2 separate regions of the Mus musculus genome follow, and region 1 is linked to region 2. The links are chromatin loops, found by intact Hi-C in ENCODE. Cell type or tissue: gastrocnemius. All regions are shown on one strand. Links, peaks and the distances in the headings refer to the core of each region. The heading gives the core; the rest is flanking DNA. Region 1 has its middle 9.2 kb from the start of Gm22045. Region 2 has its middle 15 kb from the start of Gm32457.

Evidence for each region. A loop is a pair of places that touch in the nucleus more often than their neighbours do. Peaks named below come from ENCODE experiments on the same cell type or tissue, not always from the same donor. Only the 100,000 strongest peaks of a DNase experiment are listed, where the experiment ranks them.
Region 1: a loop joins it to region 2, with 2.9 times the contacts of the local background. A loop is called at or near these places in 5 of 42 quality-filtered maps.

The regions. Positions count from the first base shown.
Region 1 is chr15:96,661,155-96,664,061 of GRCm38, forward strand. No RefSeq gene overlaps it. Among named protein-coding and RNA genes, the nearest start is that of Gm22045, 9.2 kb to the right of the region's middle. In gastrocnemius, for the core only: no CTCF peak of the experiment used is centred there; no DNase peak of the experiment used is centred there.
Region 2 is chr15:96,565,792-96,568,698 of GRCm38, forward strand. No RefSeq gene overlaps it. Among named protein-coding and RNA genes, the nearest start is that of Gm32457, 15 kb to the right of the region's middle. In gastrocnemius, for the core only: a CTCF peak has its summit at 1,181; DNase peaks (open chromatin) are centred at 1,150 and 2,197; H3K4me3 peaks cover 551 bases; H3K27ac peaks cover 444 bases.

The DNA of each region.
Region 1 (2,907 bases), core at 152-2,651, 95 kb after region 2:
CTCTCAAGCCATTTTGGAGCCATTCTTTTAGAAAAGTGGGATTGCTTATGTTCTTTGGACATAGAGACGGCTAAGAAGCAGCCACTCTGCTGGCGCTGTGTGCCCAGTGATTAGTTGTGTCTGTAGATGAGCTATTCAGTTGAGTAGCACACGTTTGAAGAGTGTAAGTGCCTTTCCTCACACCCCATTTAATCTACGCTGGTTTTTACCTTCCTGCACAGATGGCCCGCTTTCCCCTTCCTGAGCTGAATTCTCACAGAAGCCAGTGAGTGCTAAGTGGCCAGAGGAAGCCTCTGGAGCCCAGGATACAGGTCAGGGAGTCAGGTGGTGCCTGCCCTTAGTGTCAGATACCTGCAAGGGAGTGCTTCTGAGGCTATGAGGTCACGCAGAAGAATTATTAAGACACTTTGTGGGCAGTATAACTGAGAAAATACATGATAGGCTTCAAGGGATGGCAATTGAAAACAAAGTAGGAAGCTTGTATGTCAGTCTGATTTTCAAATGCCAGAGTTCAAGATATGCATAAATATAAAAACATCATTTAAAGACCAGGAGAGAGAGAGAAAGGAGAAGAGAGAGGAGAGGAGAGGAGAGGAGAGGAGAGGAGAGGAGAGGAGAGGAGAGGAGAGGAGAGGAGAGGAGAGGAGAGGAAGAGGAGAGGAGAGAGGACATGGTAGGGGGGAGTGGAAGGGAGAGGGATGGGAAGAAGAGGGAAAGGGGAATGGGGAGAGGAAGGGGAGGAAGGTGACAGGCAGGGGAGGGAGAGGGGAGGGGAAGGGGGAGAGGAGGGGAAGGGGAGGGGAGATAATGTGGAGGGAAAGGGGGAGGGGAAGTGATGGGGAGGGGAGGAGGGAGGGGAGAAGAGAGGGAAAAGGGGAAGGAGAGGAAGGGGAGAAGAGGAGAGGGGAGGGGAGGGGAGAGGAGAAGAGGGGAGGGGAGAGGAGAGGGAGATTATAATTAGTGGCTATTTCTAGGTGAAAGGGTTTAAGGTTTGCACTTTTTTCCTCTCTACTAAGTTTTGTAATCAGAGAAATGCCAGACTTTGTCTTTAAAAAGACAAGTGACATTCAGGGTTTCTATTTCTCCTGTTAGGTGTTTGAATCTGAATTAAAGGCCCCGGTCCCAGCTGAGTTTCTTTAGAGGTGGTTGGTATTCATGCCTGGATTTTTCTGCAGCGTCCTTTTTACCAGGTGTGGCGGGAGGGAAGATGTGTTACCTGTGTGTAGCAACAGTCAGTAGAGCACTGTATGGTGGGAGGGAAGACCTGCAGGGAAGACGTGTTACAATGTAGACCCGCTCAGACTGAGCGGACAGGAGGCATATTCCCCGAAGCTTTGCTCTTTGGCCTTTCTCAGGGATGCCTATTTTAAGACCCAGCCAGCTTCACCTGCTGCTCTTTCCAGATGTGTCAGAATGCTTGCTCTATGGTTCTTCTGTAGGGTGTGTAAACCAGCAAATATAGTAATGATAAAACAAAGCAAAATAAACAGAAACAACAACAACAACAAAACAGTTAGAGGTGTGGCTATCCTGACCTTTCAGGAAACAACTTTCAAGATGTTCAAGGTTGATCTTTCACTCACTGGAAAGATCGAGGGATCCAATGCCCAGGCAACAGACACCCTGAAAGCTGTACCCACCAGTGAGGGTTACCACTCTTACGCTTCTTAAACCCTAGAGGCTTTGAAGCTTCACCACTGTTTCTCTCAGAAATGTACTGATTTGTTTACACTGCTTTAAAACTCAGGAAGCAGGACTAGAGAGATGGCTCAGTAGTTGAGAGTATTTGCTTCTCCTTCAGAGGACCTGGGTTCAATTCCCAGCACTCACATGGTGGCTCACAACCATCTGTAACTCCAGTTTCAGGCGATCTAACACCCTCTTCTGCCCTCCCTGGGTTTGCACAAACATGGTGCACAAATATGAATGCAGGCAAAATACCCATACACCTAACGTAAAATTGAAAAAATGAAGAAACAGTGTTACAATAACCACAAAGAATGTTTTATTATAAGAAAGTAATCCATCATCTTAAAACCCATCTAATTTCAGTTTAAGGGCTTAAAGCACTTAGGATTACATTTTTATTTATTTTTTTATTAGGTATTTTCCTCATTTACATTTTCAATGCTATCCCAAAGGTCCCCCATACCCACCCCCCCCAATCCCCTACCCACCCACTCCCCCTTTTTGGCCCTGGCGTTCCCCTGTACTGGGGCATATACAGTTTGCAAGTCCAATGGGCCTCTCTTTCCAGTGATGGCCGACTAGGCCATCTTTTGATACATATGCAGCTAAAGACAAGAGCTCCCGGGTACTGGTTAGTTCATATTGTTGTTCCACCTATAGGGTTGCAGTTCCCTATAGCTCCTTGGGTAATTTCTCTAGCTCCTCCATTAGGGGCCATGTGACCCATCCAATAGCTGACTGTGATCATCCACTTCTGTGTTTGCTAGGCCCCGGCAGGATTACATTTTAAGAACAAATTTTATAATGAAAATTTGGTGGGAAACCCTTCTAAAATTCTACTTTTCTCAGGCAGCTGTTATCTGTTTGATTTGTTTAGTTCCAAGGTTCTTTTTCATTGGAAGAAACATCTTCAAGGTGTACATTTTAGTAGATGTAGTCATTTCTTGACCTGGGCCCACTTTGATTTCCCATTTAATATCATGTAAATCAGAGACAGTTTAGAGTAATGGTTAAAAGTCCAGGATATGAAGCAGGCTGGGAGCTTCATTACTGAGTTCCTATACAGTAAGAACGGAAAGTCAGCCTGGAGAAGCGGGAGACATCATGGCCTCATTGCCGTCTGAAGCTTCGATATGCTCCAAAGTCATATGCCGAAGGCTGGTTGGCCAGCCTGTGGCCTGATGTGATATGGTGGAACCTTAAGAAAATGGCATCCAT
Region 2 (2,907 bases), core at 114-2,613:
CACTGACTTCCAAAGGTCCCTGTCCATAAAGACTAGGCCAGAGGCAGTTAAGGGGATATGCTAACTGGTTTTGTGTGTCAACTTGATACAACCTAGAGTTTGCACAGAGAAAGGATCTTCAGTTGAGGAAATACCTCCATGAGCTCAAGCTGTAAGGCATGTTCTCAATGAATGATCAAGGCAGGCAGGGGAGGGCCCATCCCTGGGCTGGTGGTCCTGGGTTCTAGAAGAATGCAAGCTGAGCAAGCCATGAGGAGCAAGCAAGCCAGTAAGCAGCACCCCTCCATGGCCTCTGCATCAGCTCCTGCCTCCAGGTTTCTGCCCTGCTTGAGTTCCTGTCCTGACTTCCTTTGGTGATGAGCAGCAATGTGGAAGTGTATGCTGAACAAACCCTTTCCTCCTGAACCTGCTTTTTTTGGTGATGTTGTTTTGTCACAGCAACAAAACCCTGAGACTGGGATGATGTTTGAGGTGGGAAAAGAAGCATCAGACAATGACCAGTAAAGATTCCCACTTCCCTTTCTGCACAGCTTTAAAGTAACTATGGGAGAACACTGCGGACTCACTCCCACTGAATGTACTGCCTGTTAAATGAGTTCACTAACCATAAAAGGACTGATGTCTGCCACTTTCTGCTCAGAGACTTCCTTTACTCACTCCCTATCTCCACATAGAGGCCAAACGCAGGCAGGAAAGAGAAGTGTGCCTCGGGACCAAAGAGGACTGCATCACTAGTCCATTTTAAAAGCTGTCGCACGTAAAAACATGGTACAAGTAGCTGGTTTTGCATGGCTTCAGTTGCAAGCCCAACACCATGGAAGTGCAGGAGGCACAGTCAATGGGCGCAGGCATGGGGGAGGTGTGACCTTCCCCGTGGGCCTTTCCCAGGAGCATAGTCCAGCAGGTACAGGGGAAAGAACAGCCAGCAATGGCAAGCAGAGAATCCGCTATTTGCCACCGTTCCTCCTCAAGATGTTTGGTTCGTTGGGTTCTAATCCCAGGGTTAGGTTTGGTTAGGAGTGACAATACCATTCCCCGGTTCTGCATGGAATAAGTTCAAGGAGGAAGCTTCTCCTAGGAGGGCAAGTGCACTGTTCCCTGCTCCTGGAGGGGGCGGGGCTGACTGTTCCCTGCTCCTGGAGGAGGCGGGGCTGACTGAGGCTTCCGGAAGTGCTCCTTGTGGTCGGAGAGGGGACCGGCAGATGGGCATGCTCCCTTCTGAGTGCTGCTTTGAGATGTTCAGTCGGGTATCCCAACCTTGAGTAAGGTTCTTCTCAAAGCCCAGAGGAGCTGTACCTGGGGATGCTGGTGCGCCTGTAGGGGAGCCACGAGCTTGCTGCATGGGACAGACAGAGAAACCAACATCCGGGAAAGACAGACGGTGGCGGTGGTGCAAGATGTCGAGAAAGTAAAAGTAATTTCCTCATTGGCACAGCAAACAGCTCCGAGGGGGATGGGAGTCTCCGGAGGTGTCTGGCCTTTCATGGAGCCTTGGGGTCCTCACCTTTGTTGGGATTCAGACCCGGGACAAACAGCTGAGGTGAATATTTAACATACCAAAGTAGACTTGGCTTCCAGGTTCTCCCAGCATTCCTCAGTCCCTCCCTAGCAGACCCTGAACTTTTCAGCCACAGAACTGTGTGAGGCAGCTCTATTTTGGACCAAGAAAGACTCTCCTTCTCTACAGATGAGTTGGAGATGCACACTTTGTAGAAAAGCCTTGAAGACACTAAAATAGGGGGAAGGCATGGGCACTGGCAGTTTTTCGGTGACCTTCCAGTGGAACACTACACAGCCTTGCAAATTTATTTTAAAAAGACCTATGGCAGGTGGATAAAATAATAGCCATAGCAGGCAGTGGTGGTGCACACCTTTAATCCCAGCACTTGGGAGGCAGAGGCAGGTGGATCTCTGAGTTTGAGGCCAGCCTGGTCTACAGAGTGAGTTCCAGGACAGCCAGGACTACACAGAGAAACCCTGTCTGAAAAAGCAAAAACAAAAAAAGAAAAAAAAAAAAGATAGTCATGAGCTACTAAAGTAGCCACCCAGGTATAGTCTCTTCATCACAGGCCTCTGCTCCCTGAAGCTTGCCCACGGCTGTTACAGACCACAGGCTAATAATGGGCTCCTCACAGCACGGCCTTGCCCAGAATCTCACAGAGAGGGACGGTGTGCCAAGGACCTTAAACTACTGACTACTGACACTCCGAGAGCAGACACTTGGGCACAGGCTTCTGAGCTGACCTCCCCTAGACACATCCCAGGCTGCACCAGTGCAGCAGCAAGCATGCCCGGGACTGTTTTCAATCCAGGAGCAACAGTTTTATGTACACCAAGTGACAACCCAAGGTCCAGCAGAACAGAATCCCAGAGGGCAGGATGACCTGAGAAGAAAAGCTTCCCTGAGCTGACAGGATTTTAATGCCCCATTTCATGGCTATATAAGGAAGCCATGGGTCCTTCTTCTCAAGCTGTCAGTGTACGGCAGTGCAGTAGAGTTTCCTCAACAAAACAGAATTAAACTTCTCTGTCCTCTCTGAACACTGTGACTGAGTCCCTCTACTTTGGCAAGGCAATGTTGCCCTGGCCTGCCTCGAAAGATCATGCTGGAGACTGCTGGCCATTTGACAGTAATGACAGTAATGACAGTAAGGAGCTAACGCCTGCAAAGCTCGCCCAAGAAAACTGGCCTAGAGCCAACCTTACAGGCCTGTAACCTGTGCCCTAGTTCCAAAGGCAGGTCACTAATCTTGTTTAGGCTAACAAAGGCACTTCCTCTTAGACAAGGAACGTCAGCCATAGGGACATTCAAGTAGGAAGGAATTCTCTTAAATACATAGACAGGACAGGCGAATGCAACATTTCTTAGGTTTGCTTCCTAGTCAAAAAAAAAAAAAAAAAAAAAAG